Regions from separate parts of the Homo sapiens genome. Here regions 1 and 3 are each linked to region 2. A link is a loop called in an ENCODE intact Hi-C map of the cell type or tissue named here. Cell type or tissue: heart right ventricle. All regions are shown on one strand. Region 1 holds the start of C4orf51 (chromosome 4 open reading frame 51). Region 2 overlaps C4orf51 (chromosome 4 open reading frame 51). Region 3 overlaps ZNF827 (zinc finger protein 827).

What was found. Peaks named below come from ENCODE experiments on the same cell type or tissue, not always from the same donor. Only the 100,000 strongest peaks of a DNase experiment are listed, where the experiment ranks them.
Region 1: it touches region 2 in a loop (1.8-fold over the local background); 15 of 110 quality-filtered maps call a loop at or near these places.
Region 3: it touches region 2 in a loop (1.9-fold over the local background); 3 of 110 quality-filtered maps call a loop at or near these places.

The regions. Positions count from the first base shown.
Region 1 is chr4:145,676,301-145,684,300 of GRCh38, reverse strand. C4orf51 (chromosome 4 open reading frame 51) reads right to left here and starts at 4,155. Exons shown (of 6, transcript NM_001080531.3): 1 at 3,865-4,155. The coding sequence starts at 4,097. In heart right ventricle, no CTCF peak of the experiment used is centred here; a DNase peak (open chromatin) is centred at 4,650; H3K27ac peaks cover 2,127 bases.
Region 2 is chr4:145,728,897-145,736,896 of GRCh38, reverse strand. It overlaps C4orf51 (chromosome 4 open reading frame 51), which reads right to left. Exons shown (of 6, transcript NM_001080531.3): 4 at 7,668-7,728; 5 at 6,932-7,005; 6 at 4,100-4,444. The coding sequence ends at 4,337. Among named protein-coding and RNA genes, the nearest start is that of C4orf51, 53 kb to the right of the region's middle. RefSeq lists enhancers at 1,303-2,100, 2,101-2,900 and a silencer at 3,456-4,055. In heart right ventricle, no CTCF peak of the experiment used is centred here; DNase peaks (open chromatin) are centred at 128, 1,806, 2,087, 3,806 and 1 weaker place; H3K4me3 peaks cover 1,915 bases; H3K27ac peaks cover 5,527 bases.
Region 3 is chr4:145,835,613-145,843,612 of GRCh38, reverse strand. All of the region lies in intron 7 of ZNF827 (zinc finger protein 827), which reads left to right. Among named protein-coding and RNA genes, the nearest start is that of ZNF827, 99 kb to the left of the region's middle. RefSeq lists enhancers at 4,743-5,266, 5,267-5,791, 6,840-7,363, 7,364-7,888. In heart right ventricle, a CTCF peak has its summit at 3,236 (motif pointing left); no DNase peak of the experiment used is centred here; H3K27ac peaks cover 291 bases.

The DNA of each region.
Region 1 (8,000 bases), 53 kb after region 2:
CCATGTTAGCCAGGTTGGTCTCGATCTCCTGACCTCATGATCTGCCTGCCTTGACCTCCCAAAGTGCTGGGATTACAGGTGTGAGCCACCGTGCCCGGCCAGTGGGACATCTTTTTACATGCTTATTTGCCAACTGTGTATCCCTTTGGTGAGGTATTTTTTAAAGTCTTTGGCCCATTTTTAATTGGATTGTTTGTTAATTTAATTTTAAGAGTTCTTTGTATATTTTCGATAACAGTTCTTTTTCAAATTTGTTTCTTTTTCAAACAAATCTTTTTCAAATGTTTGTTATTTTGGATAAAAGTCCTTTGCAAATATTTCCTTCCAGTCTGTGGTTTGTCTTCTCATTCTCTTGACGTTGTCTTACTCAGAACAGATATTTTTAATTTTAATGAAATTCAGCTTATCCATTATTTCTTTGATGGATCATACCTTTGGTGTTGTATCTAAAATATCATTGCCATTGCCATACCCAAAGTCATTTAAGGTTTCTCCTGTTATCTTCTAGGAGTTTTATAGTTTTGCATTTTACATTTAGGTCTATGATCCATTTTGAGTTAATTTTTGTGAATGGTATAAGGTCTGTGTCTTAGTTAATTTTTTGGCATGTGGATGTCTAGTTGTTCCAGCACCATTTGTTGAAAAGAACAATATTTGCTCCATTGTATTGCCTTTGCTTCTTTGTCAAAGACCAGTCGACTATATTTATGTGTACCTATTTCTGGGCTCTCTATTCTACTTCATTGATCTGTTCTCTCACCAATACTACACTATCTTGATTACTTTGGCTTTATAGTGAGCATTAAAGTTGGGTAGTGTCAGTCCTCCAACTCTATGTTCTTCTTCAATATCGTGTTGGTTATTCTTGGTCTTTTGCCTCTCCATATAAACTTTAGAATTAGTTTGTTGATATTCAGAAACTAACCTGTTGGATTTTGATTGCAACTGCATTTAATCTATAGACAAATTTGGGAAGGGCTGACATCTTGATAATGTTCAGTCTTCCTATCCATGGACATGGAAAAATCTCTCCATTTGATTAGTTCTTTTTTGATTTCTTTCATCAGAATTTTTTAGTTTTCCTTATATAGACCTTGTACATATTTTGTTAGATTTATACCTAAGTGTTTAATTTTGGGAGATGCTAGTGTATATGGTATTATGTTTTTTATTTAAAATTCCACTTGCTTATTGCTCATATATAGGAAAATAATTGATTTTTGTATATTAACCTTGTATTCTGCAATCTTGCTATAATAGCTTATTAGTTCCGGGATTTTTTTTTAAAATTTTTTTATTTTTGCTGATTCTTTCAGATTTTCTATGTAGATGATAATGTCATCTGCAAACAAAGACAGTTTTATTTGTTCCCAATTTGTATGCCATTTCATTCCTTGTCTTGAATACAGAAAGAATCAAGACTTAATAATTTATACTTGAGCCACGTTCCTGTCTTAGGAATTCCAAAATGTGACCCTTCCCTTATTTTAACCATGGCAGACAACTGGGATTGACACCAATATTTCATAATAGCTTAAGGTCTGTATCACACTAATTTCATTCTCCAAATTCGGAATCCTTTTGATTACGTTTATAAATTTACATATCTGCGGTTAAAACTGGTTCAGAACCAAATGATCAAGACTTTTACCAAGTTTCTTCTATCTCACACAATATGAATATTCAATGTATGTGGTAAATAAATAAGATGAATAAAAAGTGTAATGTATAATGTTTTGTGTATTTTAGTACTTTCCTGACTTAACCCACTTTAAATGATCAGTCATTTTATGTTTTGTCCCAGTAATTCTCCTTGGACCATTCTGACTTTATAGCAATGTAAAATGTCTCTCTATAGCCTTATGGAATTTTAATCAAATAGCTTTTGCTCAGAACTTAAAAAGACATTTGTCCTTGGGGCTAAAATTAGCCATGAAAAAGATTAAAAACAAAGCAAATTTAGAATATAATCAGTACTTTCAAAATGAGCTCAATTTGTGCTTCATCTTCATTTATAACACTTGCTTCTTCTTAGCTTCTAATAGAATAAGAAATAATTGTGCAAAGAATATATTTACATTTCTGAGGTTCCAAAAACAGATGAACCTCACAAGCTCATGCTCTTTTGTGTTTTGCAATGTCACAGGCCGCCTTGGTTGGAATGATTCACATAATGATCACTCTCTGAATAGGAAAAAATTCCAGGTCCTATACATTTTCACCAGATGTCCTATTCCTGCATTTTTTTCAGAGTTATTAAATATAGTACCTTTTTTCCTACTCTGGTAAATGGATCTGTTTGGATACCATCTTTCTTTCAAACACTATTTTCAGACAGGACCTCAGCAGTGCTTAAAGACTCCTGTTATGGTTTGAGTGTGTCACTCAAAAGTTCATGTGTTAGAAATTTAATCCCCAATGCAATAGTTTTGGGAGGTAAGGACTAATAAGAGGTGACTAGGTCATAAGTGTGGAACCTCCACAAATAGATTAATCATATGAGCAGGTTAGTTATCTCAAGAGGAGGCTGTTTATAAAGCAAGTTCAGTTTCTGGTATCTCTCTCTATCATAAGTGCTCTCTTCCACCTTTCACCCTCTGCAATAAGATGAGCCTCACCAGATGCTGGCACCATGTTCTTGGACTACTCATTCTCCAATAACCCTGAGCCAAATAAACTTCTATTATTTATAAGTTACCCAGTCTGTGGTATTGTGTTATAGAAGCAGAAAATGGACTAAGACAACTTCACTACCTGGCCAAGATGAACCTCAAGTATCACAGAAAAAGTAGCAAAGGGATGTCCAAAGCTAATTAAGTGTCAATATACTTGAGAGTTATTTTAAAAATGCAGAAATTATACTTTGTTGGACTAAACCAGATAAGGCACCCAATTGAGAAGTACTTCTGAGACATTTTATCTTTAAGTACTTGTTTTGATGATTTGGAAAGGTCTGGATGGAAATATAACTAATATTTATCAGGGTATTATGTGGGTTATTGCTCTTATCTGAAGTTGAGGTTAATAATTCAACTGATTATCAAATATGTTCCAAGAATTTGGATAAAATATTTACCAATTAATATATACAGATGGATAGATTTCATAACAAGTCCTGACATTTTTCCACATCCCCACTTATACTTTCTCAAATGTACTTAGCTCCTTGCAGCTCCTTGACAGTGCTTGGGGCTAAATGGTTCTTTCTCCATGCAGTGTGCTTTTCCATTCCCCACCTCGCCTGCCTTTCAAACCAGCTTGGAGGAAACCTATTTTACTGAGCTCTCTTCAGACACACAACACTCCCTCCCTCACCAGACACCCACAAAATCTCCTTACTTTGTGCTGATTACTTATTTCCCTAGTTCCAGTCACTTTATAAACTGAAGTTAATTTTTTTGATTATGGGCTTATCACAGGGCCTGGCTTACAGAAAACACTCAGAAAATGCAATAACCACAGGTAGGGAGTAGGGAAGGATTTCATGAATTTCTTCCTCCTCTGAAGGAAGTTTTAAGCTCCTGAAAGCCAGAAAACCAAACAAGAAACAAAATGAAATTCTCAGGAGCACCTTTTTGCTGAAAAGAGAACCCCAAATACCCAAAATTTAGTCAAATATTCATATCCATATCCTTTCAGGACTAGGTAGTTATATGTAATTTTAGGAATACTAAATAGAGAATAGGATCATAATTTCAGCTGGTCACTGACATTTAGCTCTTCTTCCTGCTGACATTTACAAAAGAAAATACAGAGGGTTAAAGTCTATGAAGTCTCTCAGGGTCTACAATACCTCTTTCTTCTAAGAGCACTCTTGTCTATTTATAGTGATATATCCAGGTGCAAATTACAAAGAAATCTTACTGTTTACACTCAGGCTCATGCTGTCCTGCTCTAAAAGAAAATTGGCTGCACATGGACTTGTCCAGTTGTTTTTTCCGGTAACTGCCTGTGTATGTTGTCACGGAAGAATCTGACCATCGTGTTTCATCCTGCCAAGATGCTCCAGCCTTGCGTCTGATCAGATCAAACTCTTGAGAAGTAAGAGGGCTAAAGGGCAGAAGAATTTGTGGAGTCAAGTAGAAGTAGTGTGACATAACTACGAACGGCCTCTCTGGAAAACAACTTGTCAAGTCCTCTGCATAATGAAGAATTAATTTCCTTCTAGTAGCAGGAAGCAATTGACTGGGCTCACCAAACTTTGTGACTCAACAGTTCACAGAGTGCAGAAGCTTAACTGTCTTAGATATAGTTGCCAAGCAACAGATCACAAAATTCCACAAATGCTATCCCCTTGCCTCCCAAGGGAGGTAAATTTTAACTAACAAATTTGTAAGTTATATAACTTTCTGGATTTTGCTCTAAGAAATATGAAATATGCTGCTTCATAATTATGGCAAGAAAGCAGGTGGCAAAATTATTTGTATTTTACTGCTATCATGAATAAAGCAGTAATTCTTAATGATGGTGGTTCAAGAAGTGGAAACAAGAGATGAAAGAACAGTGCCAAGCATTCACTTCTCCTAAAGACCTCCAAGTGTCTGGAAGAGAACATGAACTGCTTGTAATGTCAACAATAGCAGGTGACTCAACAGCTTCTCATATGTCACAGAGTAGTGGTGCTCTGGCTGGCTGCACACTAGAGTCACCCTGGAAGCTGTTAAAATAAGCAGGAGTCCACGCCCCCACCACAGAGATTCTGATTTAGTTCATGTGGAGTAGGGCCCAGGCATCACTATTTGTTTAAAGCTTAATCCTGGAGGATTCTAAAGAGCAGCCAGGGTTAAGAATTAAGGTCATGGACACGGAAAAAACATTTGACAAAATCCAGCATCCCTTTAGGATTAAAACTTGAGGCAAAATTGGCATAGAAGGGACATACCTCAAAATACTAAAAGCCATCTATGTAAAACCCACAGCCAACATTATACTGAATGGGGAAAAGTTGAAAGCATTCCTCCTGAGAACTGGAAAAGGACAAGGATGTCCACTTTCACTACTTCTATTCAACATAGTACTGGAAGTCCTAGCCAGAGCAATCAGACAAGAGAAAGAAATAAAGGACATGCAAATCAGTAAAGAGGACGTCAAACAGTTGCTGCTCACTGATGATATGATCATATACCTAGAAAATCCTAAAGACTCATCCAAAAAGCTTCTAGATCTGATAAATGAATTCAGTAAAGTTTCAGGATACAAAATCAATGTACACAAATCAGTAGCACTGTTATAAACCAACAGCGACCAAGTTGAGAATCAAATCAAGAACTCAACCCCTTTTATAACAGTTACAAAATAAATAAATAAATAAAATACTTAGGAATACAACTTACAAAGGAGATGGAAGATCTCTACAAGGAGGCTGGGCACGGTGGCTCACGCCTGTAATCCCAGCATTTTGGGAGGCTGAGGCAGGCAGATCACGAGGTCAGGAGATTGAGACCATCCTGGCTAACATGGTGAAACCCCATCTCTACTAAAAATACAAAAAATTAGCCTGGCGTGGTGGAGGGTGCCTGTGGTCTCAGCTACTCAGGAGGCTGAGGCAGGAGAATGGCGTGAACCCAGAGGTGGAGCTTGCAGAGATGCCAAGATTGTGCCACTGCACTCCAGTCTGGGTGACAGAGCAAGACACCATCTCAAACAAAAATAAAATATAATAAAATAAAATGAAATAAAATAAAATAAAAATCTCTACAAGGAGGCCAGGCACGGTGGCTCATGCCTGTAATCCCAGAACTTTGGGAGGCTGAGGCGGGCAGATCACGAGGTCAGGAGATCGAGACATCCTGGCTAACACGGTGAAACCCTGTCTCTACTAAAAAATAAAAAAATTAGCCAGGTGTGGTAGCGGGCGCCTGTAGTCCCAGCTACTTGGGAGGCTGAGGCAGGAGAATGGTGTGAATCCGGGAGGCGGAGCTTGCAGTGAGCGGAGATTGCGCCACTGCACTCCAGCCTGGGTGACAGAGCAAGACTCCGTCTCAAAAAAAAAAAAAAAAAAAAGATCTCTACAAGGAAAACTACAAAACACTGTTGAAAGAAGTCATAGGTGACACAAACAAATGGAAAAACATCACATTGCTCAGGGATGGGTAGAATTAATATTGTGAAAATGACCATATTGACAAAAACAATCTATAAATTCAATGCAATTTCCATCAAAATACCATCATCATTCTTCACAGAAGTAGAAAAAACAATCCTAAAATTCACATGCAATAAAAAAAAAGTCTGTGCAACCAAAGCAAGACTAAGCAAAAAGAACAAATCTGGAAGCATCACATTGCCCATCTTCAAACTATACTACAAGGCTATACTTACTAGAACAGCATGGTACTGGTACAAAAATAGCCACATAGACCAATGGAACAGAATAGAGAACCCAGAAATAAAGCCAAATACTTAGAGCCAATTGATCTTCAACAAAGCAAACAAAAACATAAAGTGAGGAAAGGACACCCCATTCAACAAATGGTGCTGGGTAATCGGTAAGCCACATGTAGAAGAATGAAACTGGATCTTCATCTCTCACCTTATAAAAAATCGACTCAAGATGGATCAAAGACTTAAATGTAAGACCTGAAACCATAACAATTCTAGAAGATAACATAGGAAAAACTCTTCTAGACATTGGCTTAGGCAAAGAGTTCATGACCAAGAACTCAAAAGCAAATGCAACAAAAACAAAGATAAACAGATGGGACCTAATTAAACTAAAAAGCTGCACAGCAAAAAATATAATCAGCAGAGTAAACAGACAACCCACAGAGTGGGAGAAAATATTTGCAAACCATGCAAAGTTTGCAACAAAGTTCTTTGTTCTAGACAAAGGACTAATATCCAGAATTGACAAGGAACTCAAACAAATCAGCAAGAAAAAAACAAATAATCCCAGCAAAAAGTAGACTAAGGATACGAATATACAGTTCTCAAAAGAAGATATACAAATGGTCAACACAACGTGAAAAAATGCTCAACATCACTAATTATCAGGGAAATGCAAATGAAAATGAGATATCACCTTACTCCTGCAAGAATGGCCATAACTTAAAAATAAAAAAAAATAGATGTTGGCATGGATGTGGTGAAAAAGGAACACTTTTATACTGCTAGTGGGAATGTAAACTAGTACAACCACTATGGAAAACAGTATGGAGATTCCTTAACTAAAAGTAGAACTACCATTTGATCCAGAAATCCCACTATTGGGTATCTACCCAGAGGAAAAGAAGTCATTATTTGAAAACGACACATGCACACGCATGTTTATAGAAGCACAATCTGCAATTGCAAAAATATGGAACCAGCCTACGTGCCCATCAACCAATGAGTGGATAAAGAAAATGTGGTGTATATAGATACCATGGAATACTACCCAGCCATAAAAAAGAACGAAGTAATGGCATTTACAGCAACCTGGATGGAGTTGGAGGCCATTATTCTAAGTGAAGTAACTAAGGAATGGAAAACCAAACATCGTATGTTCTCACTCATAAGTGGGAACTAAGCTATGAGGACGCAAAAACATAAGAACTATATAATGGACTTTGGGGACTCTGGGGCAATGGTGGGAGGCAGGTGATGGATAAAAGATGATACATTGTGTACAGGGTGCACCAAAATCTCAGAAATCACCAGTAAAGAACTTATCCACGTAACCAAACCCACCTGTTCCCCCGAAAACTATTGAAATGTTTAAAAAGCACATTTCCTCTTTAAAAAGAGAGAGGGAGAGAAAGAGAGAGAGAGAATTAAGGTCATGGAAATGCCACCGTGAACTTTTTTATGTTGAGAAGTCATAGCATTTGATATTCTATTCACTTGAATCCCTCCATCCTTCACTAATAATTACTGTAAATCTGATTATTATGTTTGCCCATCCTCAGTTCTCCAGATTAAAAAGCAATTCATTGGCAAATCAAAATGAAATAAATCTTTCAACATTTGTTCTTTTTTTTTTTTTTTTTTGAGACAGAGTTTCGCTCTGTCGCCCAGGCTAG
Region 2 (8,000 bases):
GACAGATCCTAGGTTCCCCAAAGGCGCCTATTGAGAGGCTCATGGTGCTATTGCCTGTGTCATAGGCCGTGAATTTAGGGCTTGGAATCTCTCACTTGAACTTTTTTACACCATCCCTGATGTGTGCCAGAAAAAGAGCAGCTGCCAAAAAGCAGACATTTTCCTGTCTCTAAAAATAAAACACTGGCAACGCTTCAGGCTCCTGTGCCAAGACCTGGCCCTTCCCAGGATAAACAATAGATGGCCAAGCCGATTGGAGAGCAAATATTGAGTCCTGAAGTATGTCTAAGTCCAGCCTGAAATGCCTAGGTCAGGGCATGTGCACTCGAAAGCCAGGAAGCCAGAGAAGGCCCTCCCTGCTCCACAGCTGATGGACGGCAGCTGTTGCGCCCAGCCATGGACCAGGTGTGGCTGAGAGGAGGCCTCAGGTTACACCCAGACCTTGACCCAGCTCAGGTCACAGAGTCCCTATCAGGTCCTGCCCCTAAAGCCCCAGGGTGCATGGTGACAGATCTGAGGGCCTGTGAAATCCTGTCCAGAGAAAGCTCCCTGGGAAGGAAAGAGTTTCAAAAGCATCCTTCTGCATTCGTCACTCAGGGCTGTGCTCGTCACCTGTCAAAACTCCTCATGCCTAGCTGAGAGCGCTCACCTGCTAGACACAGGACCAGCAAAACCTCCTGAATATAGGAATGCTATAATAACAGTGTTCCCACTCTAATTGCCTCCCAGTTTGTCAAATCCTTCTACAGCACGTGTTCAAGCCCCTGTGCCTTGTCATTAGGGTTCAAACCTTCCAGACCATAGCTTGGCTTTTTGCTGGTTTGGGGACTTAATAAGTCTAAGAGGGGGTTAGGGGAGGAGAGGGCCTAAATATAGCAAATATTTGCAGGCATAATCACTCCATAAACATGCTTCACTGGAACAGAGTGTAGGGCTGACCCAGATGACGGATGTCACTCACCCAAGTGTCACATCATAAATAAAATTGAATGAGCCCATTCTCTCGCAGAACCAGAGTGATGCCTGTTCCCACTATAAATATTTATGAAGTCATCGTCCTTAAAAGACTTTATTTTTCCAGGTAAGTAGACTTTAAGGAACAAGTTAAGCAGAGCTTTGCCTGCAATTATGGAATAGTCACCATAGCTTTTCAATGGGTATTCCATGGAAAGGAAAAGAAAAAGAGAAAGAAGATAAGGAAAAACAAGTCCCTGTTCCATAGGGCTGCTGCACGAAGACCTCATTTATGCCAGCCAAAGTTCATTCTCATTCAAAAAGTGACAGCCTTCTCTGGGAAGAAGAAACCAGAAGCAGAAACCAGAAGAAGCCCTATCAGTCCCATTCCACTCAGGCCTGTGTAATGAAGGCGGCACAAACAGATCCTTGTCATCCAAATTCCAACCCCTCCCACCACCTCTGCTAGGAGAGACATTCTCCTTTGCATTCTCACTCTCCCAGTCTGTCTCTTAGTAACAGAAAAAAATGTACACCTCATCCCATTACTATGCTCATTTGAAAAGAATTCTCACAATGTGAGGATGTGTGCCTGGGTGGCTCTCTGGGTGTTTATGCAAAGTCTACTATTTTGCCCATAGTTACTCTTCCAGATTGCGTGAGGAATGGCACCTCGGAAACCCTACTGGCATCTGACAATCTTTTCCTGTGCTCCATGCACTCAGGAGGAGCAAACACCTCCTCCAGGCTTAGGAGCACTCCAACAGTCCCCTTCTCCAAGGCACTGTGGCAATCCCCGACCTGGAACTCTCAAGCCATTGTCTCCACTACAATACATGCTAATTTTCATGTCACGTTGCAACTTCCATGTTATTCATCTCCTCACTGCACCAAAGCCCTCGCCCAAGTGCATCAAGCCTGTTTCTTTCCCAGGGATGGCCTTGTGCCTGGGCTCTCTTCCCCTCCAAACTCCGGGGTGGCCCCTGCTTTATCAGACTGAACCGGCTCTAAGGAGAAAAGTTGACGATCATCCTGCTCTAGCCTCCGGGAAGTCTTGCTCCACAAAGAACAAGAGTCTCTGGTTTTGTGAAATGAGTCACAGGCTGCCTTGACCATGCCTATCTGGGGAGGCCAGGGCTGCCATGTATGGTCTGTGCTCCGTGGCACCCACCTCTCGCTGTCAGTCCAAGCTCTTTGCCAGGACAGCCTGAGTCATAAAACTCAGCACATTCCTCAGGCGTTGGCTAGTCTTTCCTTGTTATTACTTTGCTTTTGTTTTATGCAGCACCTGGTTTCATTTTTAAAACCCAAATAAAAATCACACGGTCAGGGCGGGAGTGGGGAAACAGGAGGAACAGCAAAGGGCTCTAACTCCGCAAACAGGGAGGCACAGAGCAGGACAGAGATGGGACTGCGGCTGAGGGACTGGGGAGATTCAGGATGTGCCACTAATGAATTGGTTTGACCACAATCTTCCTTGCTGTATATGATAAAGCTCTTGATGCCCAGGTCTCTTCCCCACCCTCCCATCCCCAAATTAGGCCGCAGTACTGTACTCATCAGCCACGTGACCTTCCCGAAGCCCCTCCACTTTCTGAGTGTCCTCAATCAATGGATATACATCTCGGATGAATCCTAAGGAACACTCTAGTTACAACACTCAGAGTCTATGAACCTGCCGGTTCCCTTTTTCTTGGACACAAGCCCTAACCCACGTGTGAGGGAATATGTTTCCACAAGCAAATATTTGTTCTTTGCCTTTTGGGGGTTAAGGAATGGTGGACAGACAGGCGAGAAGGTGTAGACCCCACCATACCAATGTTGCTGGTCAAATTGAACTTGTGTGGCCAGGTTACTGTTGCAACCTATCTGTAAAGCTGTTAGCCTTCATTTTTAGAATTAAAACAGAATTCTAATCAGCTATCCTCTGCGTATAGTAAAAAACAAATGATGAATTAATGATAGCCATTACCTTGGAGAACTGTATTTTCTTGGACTAGGAAAAGCCAAGAAATTCGAGATTAAAACCAGGATCATGAGGTACTAGACTCGGAACCTAAACAGAGGCCTTTCTCTCCTTCTGCCTGGGATGTCTACTGGGGCTGGCCAGGGCAAAACTCCGGAGGTTCCTAAGTGGCTACAGGGCTGCCTTTTCAATGCATGCTTTTGGAGAGCTTAATGGAAACCATACGAAGGTTGCCGGGAATCAGACCAGATGGCTCCCGGGGAATGTATTTAACCCGACCTAGGGCTAAGAGACAAAAATAATCACTAGGAGTTTGTGGGGCGGGAGGCAGGGGTGGTGCTGCGACTTTTAATTGTATTTTCTATTCAACAGAAATCCTAAGAGAAGGACGGTCTTGGTAACTAGGAGTAAACGGAAGGGGGTGTGGGGAGCAGAGAGCGGGGCTGGGGAGGAAGAGTGGTAGGAGGCGGCTACTTTAGTAAACCAAACACCGTTCTGCTTTTCCTCAGAAGTCGGCGGCTGCCGGGGCCCTTCGCGGGCCTAGACGGCAGCGGGCTCCTTCCCGCGCCCCAGGTCATGTGCAGCCCCTGCCGCTCCCGGTCCCTCCCTCCCGCGCGCTCCGCGGGGGCGACGAGGCGGGCGGTGGTGGGGGGGAATCAGCAGGAGGAGGGTCGTAGGCGGCGGAGGCGGCCTGTGGACGCTAGGGGAGGAAGATCGTGGGGGAGAAGAGGTGGGCCGTGGAGGAAGAAGGAGACGGCCGCTCCGGCGGGCCGGGAGGAGCGGGAAGAGGCGGACCGGGGAGGGGAGGGGCAGGCGGCGGGTGGGCGGGCCGTGGGCGCGGCTTTGGGGGCGCAGGCAGCCTACCGAGGGAGCCGGGACGGGAGGGCCACGACTCCGCCCCTGAGCTCGCGAGCCCGCCGCGTCTGAGGCCGCCCCCGCCCCCGCGACTGTCGGAGCCAATTCGCTTCCCGGCGGCGCCTTGCGCGGAGGAAAACCTGGCGGTGGAAGGCTCCGGCTCTGCTGGGTGACCGCTCTGAATACAAAGAGCATTTCTCACGCCCCTGCGCCTTCCCCGGGGCTCCCAGATACAAGGGACAGGCTCTGTGACGCCGGAGCCCCCGACGGTCGGGGCCGCAGCACCATTTCTGTGGTTCTAGCAGAGAAATGTGGTCCCAAGTATTTATTTAAAAAGGAAAATTTAATAAAGATTATAAAAACTTTTGTCTCTCTCCACCAATTAAAAAGGGAAAAAACTGATAAATGAAGCCCATGGAATTGTCCCAGAAAGCCAACCTGCCAGGGTCCAGACGTTCCTGGGCGGGGCGGGTGGGGGGAGGGTGTTGGGAGGGCCCCATACCTCAAAGTTGTTTATTAAGCAAACTCCACGCCTCCAGCCTTGTGGCTTCATTTTCCAACTCAGTTAAATGGCGATGAGGGTCCTCCCCAGCCATAATCGGAGTATCGATCAGCTTCTGAATCCTCAGATGAGCAAACCTTGCTTTCAGAATCGCACCGTCCATGAAGCTGGAGAAAAATGGCCTGGTTGTCAACACTCGCTCATCCGCAAAGGTCACTTTTCCACAGAATTGGGAATTAAATGGTCTCTTCCAAACCAGACATCATTCATGAGCAGGAGATGGGATTGATCCTGCATTTTCTTCCATCTCTCTTAACCTTCCTGTTTAATATATTGTGTCTCTGTTAGGAAGGCCAGATTAATAAAGTGGGAGAGAAAAAGGGCAGGAACTCTTGCAATCCCTAACCGGCCCCCACTGCTTCTCTGGTAAGATTCTTTCCAGGTTTCCCTAATTCCTTTAGTTCCCACATTCCTGGATGTGAATGCTCTGCTTTCCAGTTTCCATCAGGAACTTCTTCAAGATAGGACACAGGAATATAAATATTTAGAGAATGATTACCAAAAGCACTACCCAGCAAGCAAATACTTTCGAAACTAAGAATAGTGTTAATGATCGTTGAAAATTTCATTCAATCTCTACTTATTGCTTTGATGCAGGAAATTGGGCATTTATATATCTCAGTGCTTGTTCTCCTCCAAACTATATATATTTAAAAATATTAAGATTTGCCTTGTCTCGGCCGGGCATGGTGGCTCACGCCTGTAATCCCAGCAGTTTGGGAGGCCGAGGTGGGCAGATCACCTGAGGTCAGGAGTTCGAGACCAGCCTGGCCAACACAGTGAAACCCTGTCTCTACTAAAAATACAAAAATTAGTTGGGTGTGGTGGCACACACCTGTAATCCCAGTTACTCGGGAGGCTGAGGCAGGAGAATTGCTTGAACCCAGGAGGTGGAGGTTGCAGTGAGCCAAGATCACGCCATTGCACTCCAGCCTGGGCAACAAGAGTGAAACTCCTGTCTCAAAAAAAAAAAAAAAAAAAAAAAAAAAAAAAAAGATTTGCCTTGTCTCATAAATAAAAAGTCATGATTTATTTTTTTGCTCAGGACTCTAGGTCCAAGGTTTTCCAAATATGTGCCCCATATTAATTGTGTGGTGTGTGTGTGTGCACCTGCATGTACTTTTAGTCTGTTATTGCACCACAAAAACAAGAGCAGGATTAATGTCATTTATTTGTTGGGAATGGTTGACTTAAAAGCGGCTACTTTGAGTACAGAGAATTCCCTTTCTGGGAGGGGTTGGGGAAGCACCTTACAGAGAGAAGCAGCTGTTCCCCAGAACAGCTGCAGACACTGACTGGCAATGGAATTGCTTGGCACCAGTACAACTCCATGTAGGCAAGAGGGATTTATTTATTTAACAATAGTTAATGATTCTCCCAAGCAACTCCCAAGAGGCCAGCTTTCAGTAAATGTACTTTCAGGAAATCATCTACCCTTCCTAGAAACAGGCATCAACCCTACAGTGAAGGGATGTCCCTGGTTGACCACACAATATAACTTTCAGGGGACCATGCAGCTACAAATGCCCCCAAACAACTCCCTCCACAGTCTGCCACCGCACTGGCTTTCCCTGTTTGAAATGCTCCCTGGGAACATTATCAGGTCCTAAGCAGAAAAGTTGAGAAAAACTGCACCATTTTTGGAAGAGCATCATTAAAATAGACTGGTTGCCTGGGAACCAGCGTGGGTCATCCAACCCTCTCCCATTAGCGAAATGTATCATATCTGCTAGTTAATGTCCAAAGACCAGCATTTCCAAGTGAAAGTGAAATGTATGTATAACTGGTGGTTCTTGTGATACTGTTAGGTAGTACTTGTATAACATTTTTTATTTTAATGGTCAGGGTTTTTTTTTTAACACACATAACGAGCATATCAAACCCATGGTATAATAAACATAATTACTTAGGATGAGTCTGAGTTTTTTTTAAGTTAAAGAGAAATCTTAATAAAGTAATAGAATAGCAAAAATAGTTGTAACTTCTATGCAAAAACCAGTTTTTATTCTTTCTTTCAACTTACTCTCTAAGAATGTCTGCCAGAACTTTAAGACATAAAAAGAACCCCATTTTAACAATCTGTTTAAAAGCCCTGGGGTTTGAGAAAGTCTAATCAGGAAGGAGAGAATCCCTGGTCTGGAGGGTCATATTGGGGAAGCAGGGACCATAGATGCTGAGTGGCAGGACGGGCACATGAGGAGGGAAACTCCAGCCACCGGGCAACCAGGGTGGATATGCGGCAGGGCAGGACTATCTGAGAACTCTCTTTTTCACAACAGGCAGAACCCAACAACTCACCGATGAAAATTTGGACAGTACAATAGAAATTCCAACTGCTGTAAACCTCTTAGGGGCTTGTTTCCAAAACAGCTGTGGAGAGATCCACCCAAGAAACTATTCATGATGCTTTAAGAAAGACTTTATCTTATCAGAACAGCTCCGCTTTTTGCCTGATTGTAACTTAGGGAATACTTTTATACCAACTCTAAACATACACAGGCCACCACCCCTGCTGCCATGTAGAGACACTCAGAACCCCGCTTCCTGACTACCCCACAGATCCACTGTTGCATGGCAAGTAAAAAGATTCTTACATGCTTTAGGACACCTTTCCCTCGTCGACTGTAGTTTATCAGGGCCTCCTGTGCTGGCTTTTTAGGTCTCACACCTAGGGTGAAGAGATAGCCAATGTGTGAGTGTTTGCGATAAAGAGAGTCTACCATAAGTGAAATTTCCTGACATTCCCAAACCTTGTTTTAAATCAATAGATCCAAACCTTCACATACACAGCCCCCTCCTCTGCCACCAGCATGAGTGACAAATGCCTCTTGCATTTCTCCCTCCTGTTATTTCTGCATCCTACCTTTTGTATTGTTAGGAGAGATAAAATGATGTAACAATGTGGGTGCCAGGAGGAAGGAAGCAGAAATGCAAAAGGTATGAAAATATCACATGAAAGGACCGGGCATGGTGGCTCACGCCTGTAATCCCAGCACTTTGGGAGGCCAAGGAGGGAGGATCACAAGGTCGGAAGATCGAGACCATCCTGGCTAACACGGTGAAACCCCGTCTCTACTAAAAATACAAAAAATTAGCCGGGTGTGGTGGCGGGCGCCGGTAGTCCCAGCTACTCGGGAGGCTGAGGCAGGAGAATGGCGTGAACGTGGGAGGCAGAGCTTGCAGTGAGCCGAGATCGCGCCACTGCACGTCAGCCTGGGAGAGTGTGAGACTCCATCTCAAAAAAAAAAAAAAAAAAAAAAAATCACATGACCACGATTAAAATAAAGGCCAGAAAATGGATGTAAAGTAGTAGTTCAGGATGGGACTTACAGTATTTTCCATAATTTGGAGGTGTCGGAAAACAATCACCAAAATCCCAAATTTGATGTGCCTATAAAAAGGAGAGATAGAAATAAATACCAACCACTTTCATAATAATAGAAATCTAATAAAATTCATTTTCCCAACATTGTTCCTCCCCACCCCTGCATTCAGAAAGCACTGATACTGCTGTCAAAAGCCACCACTGTGAGTGCAGTGTAGTCTCAGCCACTTGGGAGGCTGAGGCAGGAGATTGTTTAAGCCCAGGAGTTCAAAGCCAGCCAGGGCAACATAGCAAGACCCTGTCTCAAAAAAAAAAGAAAAAGAAAAAGCCACCACTGT
Region 3 (8,000 bases), 110 kb before region 2:
TACAACAAAAAGATGTGCTGCAAGACCATATTATTTTATGCTCTTTAGGTGTTCTCTAGGAAGAGGTAAGAGGAGGCCCCAAGTTGGCCCCATACAAAGATTTTAATGTGCCTCAAGCCTAAACTGCCTTGGCTGGAGCTGAAGCATGATTATAGGATAGAAGAGAAAAAAAATTTTTTTAACCATTTGGCAAAAATGATGCAATCCTTAAATTCTCCTCTTTCTGGGAGATTATGAGTAAGAGGAAATCCGAATTAGATCTTTTGCCCAAAGCAAAGGAAGAGGTTCTTCCTGTGAGCTCCCGGCATGATATGGTGTTTAGAAATCAGTGTTAAAGAATTCTTGGCTTATAGTTCTACAAAGTCCTCGGTGTGGTTTTTTTTTTTTTCCTTTGAGTAGAGGCAGCTTACTTGATTAGCCTATCCATAAATAGATCTCTTTTTTACCTCTCGCCTTATTACTTCAGGTGGAATAGAATAAAATTTTTATGCCAAGAAATCCTCTTTAACCTGAGTTAACTGATATCAGGAACAGAAAAAAAAATGCCAATTTTCTTTCTTCTTTCCTGACTCCTGTTTTAGAAGGAACTCTTACTCTGCAGGTACAAGATCAGTGTGTGGATTATGCTTTAAGGTGTGATTTGTAATACATTTCAAAAAGATTTACATCAAACCTCTGAATTTCTGTATCTTCAGATTTTTAAGTACTAATGGAGTGTTTATTTAGTAATCATATCTTCTGTGTTTGATTTCCTAGAAGAAACTGATCATTCAGAAGGACGGTTCATGATTGGAATCAAGTTCAGAATTTTTCGCACTTTGAGAATAGCTAGGTATATTTAAGGTAGTTTCGTTTGTAAAGGGCAGGCCTGAGCACAGCACTGAGATCAAACCTTCCCTTGCCTTTCTCATGCTGATGAATGCCTACGCTCCTCCACTCCTTGCCATCTCCTGATCCTAGGATCTGGATATCCAAGGACATGAGGTAGGGAGAAGAGACACAAAACTGAAGAAAGGAGCTGACTCTATCCCTGCCTCTTATAAACCCACAGCTTCCCTCACAATTGTTTATCGTTATTTATCTCGATGCTCATTTCAACCACAAGACTAAGGAAAAGTGTAGCAGCCCAAGAGGAAACACTCTGTAGCTTGGCATTCCAATATGTGCTTGCCAGTGAGTCATGGGAGTGCTGATGCCCGTGTCCTGCACCAAGAGAACACGAAGTCCACGGATGTGTGCTGTTAACTCTCCATCCCGTATGGGTTGGTGACTGCACTTTCCTCACCATCAAATCCTCCCTCCTCACACCTGTCCAGTGGCAGCTCTGCCCCTTGTTGATACCTCTGTTATACGAAAGGTAGATAAGGAGAGTGAAAATAATGGGAGACAGTATTCTTTGCTGGCAATTTTTTTAAAGGGGTTTAGGTGAAGCTAAAGGTTGAAACTAATAACTACCAAGTTTCTGGATCACTGGATCTCTACCTCATTTTTAAAAACTCTTATAATGGAAAATTTCAAACATATACAGAAGTATCTGTCATCCAATCCAACAATCATCAATTAATGATTTATGATGTTTTATCTATCTCCCTCCTCTACTTCCCCCTCCCTGTAGATTATTTTGAAGCAAATCCCAGACATCATTTTAAGAACTGGTTTGAGAATGCCATTTTTTTGTTTTGTTTTTTTTTTTTATCCTAAGAACTTAAACTCAGCTGCTTAAATTAGGATAATCTTCCCAAAAGTAAAGGAGAAAAACAATCCACCAAGGCACACCGTGTAGCCAGGCAGAAAAATCAATCTACTTAGCAGCTTGAATGATTGAATCATGTGGTCCTGCTCACCAGTGCCTTAACCTTGTCCCTCCACCCTTGTTTGTGTCCTCATCGGGGCACTTCCCATTGAATCAGTCCTTTAGATGCAACTTCACCGTAAATGCTAAAACAGCAGTCTTTTTCCTTGTTTAACCTCAGAGTCTAGAAAATTCAATGCAAGTGTAAAGAAGGCTGTGGGTCTCCTTTGAGATAGTGTGTGGACTGAGTGTTGTTAATGCCACTCTATCTGACAAATGAGATGAGGAGAGAGTCCCGGCCAGACCCATGAGAACAGAAGGACCAAACATTTCAGACTAATAAAATCCTGATTTTTCTATTTCCTTTCCCAGCACAAGCCTAGGTTCTACAGGGAGCAGATAACTAGCTATTATGATCATTTGGTAGATGAAAATACATGAGGCATGATATCATAATCAGATCTCAAAGTTTAATGGAATAAAAAGAAGATCTACATCCTTTGACATGGACCATCACCCAGCCAGATGCTGGATAAGATCGAGATAGGAAAATGGAACCCTAGAGTAAGAATCAGATAGCTCCTGGCAGGTGAATTGGACATGCTCAATGTTGTGTAACACCATGAACTTCAAACAATGGCTGCCAAGAACCCTCTCTTGGTTATTTGTTCTCTCTTTTCTCCATTAATAATTCAGTGTCCATGGGGGTATAAAATTGCAGGCCTATAACAAATACTTTCTCACACCTGGCTTGCTTTGTTCCAAAAGCAAGGAAGAGTTTGCCTGAATTGTTCTTTTCTCCATTACTAGACAAAAAGCAGAAGTGGGAAAATCAGAGAAAGATAGACTCATATCGTGCTGTGCAGACCAATATTTAATTTGCCCAATTTTCAGAATTTGAAATGCAGGCTATTTTTCTGTGATTTAGATAATGGCACATAGTGTTTACTAAAAGACATATTCACTTGGAATCATCCAATGTAAAATTTTCCTTTGTGATGGTTCGGATGCGTGTCCTTAAATATTTATGATTCAGTAATAGAAATTGCACAAATTTGTAAAAGCATGATGTGTTGCCTCAATTCGCACAATTTTCCCTTTTTAGTTCTTTGGAAGGAATAAAAGAATAATGCTATATTACCTTAAAAAGTAAAATATTACTTTTAGAGAACACTGAATTAGACAGAAGCAATTAAGAAAAGAAACCAGAAACAGAGCAAATGAAATTGATATCTAAGGAGGTCTCCATATATTCTCTTTACCCTTTACATGTTGTGACTTTAAAATTAAATGCAATGAGCATTCTATTTCCAAAGAATGGAAATTGCTACTAATTTCACAGAGTCCCTTCAGTTAGGACATTCATTTCTTTTTGGTGAAGTCAAGGCTGTTTTGGGGCCTCATGGTGCCATTGTACATTTTAAAAAGACTCCCTCCCTTAGTACACTGCCATCTACTGGAATATTGTCACAATAAATCTGATGTCTGTGACGTTAATCATGCCCCTCTAGATGTGGTGCTTTTGTGCAGTGCACAGCCTACACCACTATCTGCAGCTGCCCTGACACACATGCGGACTTGAGAGTCTTTTCATTGGCAATACATTCTTTGCTACTTATCTTTGAGCTTCTATTTTTCAAAGAAATTAAAACTGATCCTTGAAAACAATGGAGATACACACACACAGAGCCTGAAATTACTTTGTGCATTGTTGCCATTTGGATTTGTTTTTCCTTCCCATTTCACCAAGCCCTTTCTCAGTACTTTGTTCTATTCCTCTACTCCATTGTCCTATAGATATTTGCTCTCTACCATTTTTCCTCCCTTCGTGACATCTATACCGAAATGTTATATTGGAACGATATGCTTCCAGAATGGTTCTGTGTTGTGTTACTCTTAAGAGGCAAATTTAAATCTCCTTTTCAGGATCTGAAGAGGGCTGTGCCTTTCTTTTCATTTCCCATGGACACTCCCATCTTTATTTCTACTGGCTTGCAATAGTATTCTCTCGTTTTTATAACTCCTAATAGTCAGGAATGAAGTGTAAATTGGTAAGTCTCTGTCAGTGGACATCCAGAGACTGTGTTCCCCTCTAGCTGCCTTTGGCAGGTTATGCAAGAATGATATAACCAAAAAGTAGGTGAGGCTTAGATGCTGTTCTTATCTGGAATTTTCTCTGAAGAGTGTCTTCATGATTGTTAGTAGAAATATATCAAGTCTTTCAAGGGTTGGCCTCTGTAAAGCAGCCCTCTTGCATGATGCAGTGGGCCAGGAGACCATCCACATTTCACTAGCATCGTCTGTAACTTCCACATGACAGAGGCTTGCATCACTGCAGAGAAGACTAAGTTCATCCGTTCTGAGCTCACCTCAGCAGAAAGCTCAATGTCTTTGTTTGTGTATAAAGTCAGATTCCTGCGGGAGATCCTCCACAAGCTGACATTTCAAGTATCCGGATGTGCAGGGTTCACTTCCTTGGTCTGCGGTTGGCTCTGGCACCCCCGGTCTGGCCTCTCCACTGCAGCGGCCCTCGACAAGGCCTGGCATTGTGCTCCTTGTCCCGAGAAGTTTCCGGGCTCCACAGTGCATGAATGCTAGAGCAGCAGCAACAGAAACTTGTTCCTTGAAAACTCAGTGTTAGGTTGTACATACTGGCCCACCTGTAAGACAATCTGAAATAGGAGGCATTTATACTTTTCAAAGAAGAAAATACTAAACATGAAAAATACGTATATGTTCCTAAGATGCTGTATTTTTCTTCTACAATATTGCATACAACCTCTTCCTTCCATAGCTTTCAGACTTCTGAAACTGAAGCAGACTGATACTGAGGGTCATAATTGAGATGTAGTTGTTTCTGCCTGTGTCTTTTACAATTGTCCCTCAGAGCTTTCTCTTTAAAAGACCGAGTCTTTTCAAAAGTAAAAGATACTAAACAGTAAAATTTAATGGTTGTTTTTAACTTTTAAAAGTAACTTATTTCCAGATAATATAGGAGCACATAAAGAAAATGTATTTTTAGTCCTACTACCTAGAGACAGCCACTGCTAAGTTGGTGGTGTGTATCCTTGCTGGATTTTTTTTCATTTATAACTGAGTCCTACTACATATACAGTTTTATAATCTTCTGTTTTCACCTAACAATATATAAGATTGTCCATTTTTCCATGGACATTCTCAATGTTATTCTTTTAATGTTTGCATAGTATTCAGGTTTGCCTGTGTTATAATTTATTTAATCAGTCCCTTGTTATTGAATATCAAGGGTCCCCCCCCAAAAAATTGTTAATATAAACAATGGTGGGATAAAATGACTTTTCATGCGCGTCCCTGTGAAGAGACCACCAAGCAGGCTTTGTGTGAGCGACATGGCTGTTTATTTCACCTGGGTGCAGGTGGGCTGAGTCCGAAAAGAGTCAGCGAAGGGAGTTAAGGGTGGGGCCGTTTTATAGGTTTTGGGTAGGTAAAAGAAAATTACAGTCAAAGGGGTTTTGTTCTCTGGCGGGCAGGAGTGGGGGTCGCAAGGTGCTCAGTGGGGGTGCTTTTGAGCCAGGATGAGCCAGGAAAAGGACTTTCACAAGGTAATGTCATCAGTTAAGGCAAGGACCAGCCATTTACACTTCTTTTGTGGTGGAATGTCATCAGTTAAGGTGGGGCTGGGCATATTCACTTCTTTTGTGATTCTTCAGTTACTTCAGGCCATCTGGGCATATACGTGCAAGTCACAGGGGATGTGATGGTTTGGCTTGGGCTCAGAGGCCTGACATTCCTGCCTTCTTATATTAATAAGAAAAATAAAACAAAATAGTGTTGAAGTGTTGGGGTGGCGAAAATTTTTGGGGGGTGGTATGGAGAGAGAATGGGCGATGTTTCTCAGGGCTGCTTCAAGCGGGATTAGGGGCGGCGTGGGAACCTAGAGTGGGAGAGATTAAGCTGAAGGGAGGTCTTGTAAGGGGTGATATTGTGGGGATGTTAGAAGAAACATTTGTCGTATAGAATGATTGGTGATGGCCTGGATACGGTTTTGTATGAATTGAAAAGCTAAATGGAATAACAGAAGGAGAAAAACAGGTATAAAAGGTCTAAGAATTGGGATGACTCAGGATATCTGATTAGAGAGTGCTTAAGGAGATTCGGCATAGTCCTGCCAGCAAAGATTATTTATTTACTTCAAGAGTTTAGAGTGGCAGTTTGGGGATAGCACCAGGAGATATCAGCTGTGATGCCTTGGAAAAACAGTGTAAACCGGCAGTGTAAACAAGAGCAGGGCATGTATGAGTAGTTGAGAACGGTGAATAGGAGTATGACTAGACAGAAAATAGTAGGGATGACAAGTTTTTTTTTGGTGGGGGGCACAGTCTAAGTTGGTCTGGTGTCTGGAATGAGACTGGGGCCTAATAAAAAGGAGCGTCTATACAGGAGCTTAAATGGGCTGTACCCTGTAGCATTCTGAGGACAGGCCTGAATTCTGAGAAGGGAAAGTGGTAAAAGTATTGTCCAGTCCTTTTTAAGTTGGTGGCTGAGCTTGGTGAGGTGTGTTTTAAAAGACCTTTACTTTAGTCCATTCTACTTTTCTTGAAGACGGAGGACCATAAGGGATATAAAGGTTTCACTGAATACTAAGAGCCTGAAAAACTGCTTGGCTGATTTGACTAATAAAGGCTCGTCTGTTATCAGACTGTATTGAGGTGGGAAGGCTAAACTGAGGAATTATGTCTGACAGAAGGGAAGAAATGACTGCGGTGGCCTTCTCAGACCCTGTAGGAAAGGCCTCTACCTATCCAGTGAAAGTATCTACCTAGACTAAGAGGTATTTTAGTTATCTGACTCAGGGCATGTTGAGTAAAGCTAATTTACCAGTACTAGGTGGGGCAAATCCTCGAGCTTGATGTGTAGGGAAGGGAGGGTGCCTGAATAATCCCTGAGGAGTAGCAGAATAGCAGATGGAACACTGAGAAGTTATTTCCTTGAGGATAGATTTCCACGATGGAAAGGAAATGAGAGGTTCTAAGAGGCGGGCTAGTGGCTTGTACTATAGCATAACCTGCCTTTGCTGGTGTGTGGCGATTAGGCCTGGTGGAACCGCCATCAATAAATCAAGCGTGATCAGGGTGAGGAACAGGAAAGAAGGAAATTTGGGGAAATGGGGTGAATGTCAGGTGGATCAGAGAGATACAGTCATGGGGGTCAGGTGTGGTATCAGGAATAATGTGGGAGGCCGGATTGAAGTCCGAGCCAGGAACAATGGTAATTGTGGGAGACTCAACAAAGAGTGAGTACAGCTGAAGGAGCCGGGGAGCAGAAAGTATATGCGTCAGGTATGAGGAAGACAATACATTTTGGAAGTTATGAGAACTGTAGAGAGTGAGTTGAGCATAGTTTGTGATTTTGAGGGCCTCTAAAAGTATTAAAGCAGCAGCAGCCACTGCACGCAGACACGAGGGCTAGGCTAAAACAGTAAGGTCAAGTTGTTTGGCCAGAAAGGCTACAGGGTGTGGTCCTGGCTCTTGTGTAAGAATTCTGACCGCGCTAACCATGCCTAGGAAGGAAAGGAGTTGTTTTGTAGAAGGTGCTTGGGTTTGAGAGATCAGTTGGACACGATTGGCAGGGAGAGCACGTGTGTTTTTATGAGAATTATGCCGAGATAGGTAACAGATGAGGAAGAAATTTGGGCTTGATTGAAGTAACGGGGGCTGTCTGTGAAGCTTTGCGGCAGTACAGCCTAGGTAATTTGCTGAGCTTGATGAGTGTCAGGGTCAGTCCAAGTGAAAGCGAAGAGAGGCTGGGATGAAGGGTGCAAAGGAATAGTAAAGAAAGCATGTTTGAGATCTAGAACAGACTAATGGGTTGTAGAGGCAGGTATTGAGGATAGGAGAGTATATGGGTTTGGCACCACGGGGTGGATAGGCAAAACAATTTGGTTGATAAGGCGCAGATCCTGAACTAACTTGTAAAGGCTTGTCTGGTTTTAGGACAGGTAAAATGGGGGTATTGTAAGGAGAGTTTATAGTCTTTAAAAGGCCATGCTGTAGCAGGTGAGTGATAACAGGCTCTAATCCTTTTAAAGCGTGCTGCGGGATGGGATACTGGCGTTGAGTGGGGTAAGGGTGATTAGGTTTTAATGAGATGGTAAGGGGTGCATGATCGGTCGCCAAGGAGGGAGTAGAGGTATCTTATACTTGTGGGTTAAGGTGGGGGGATACAAGAG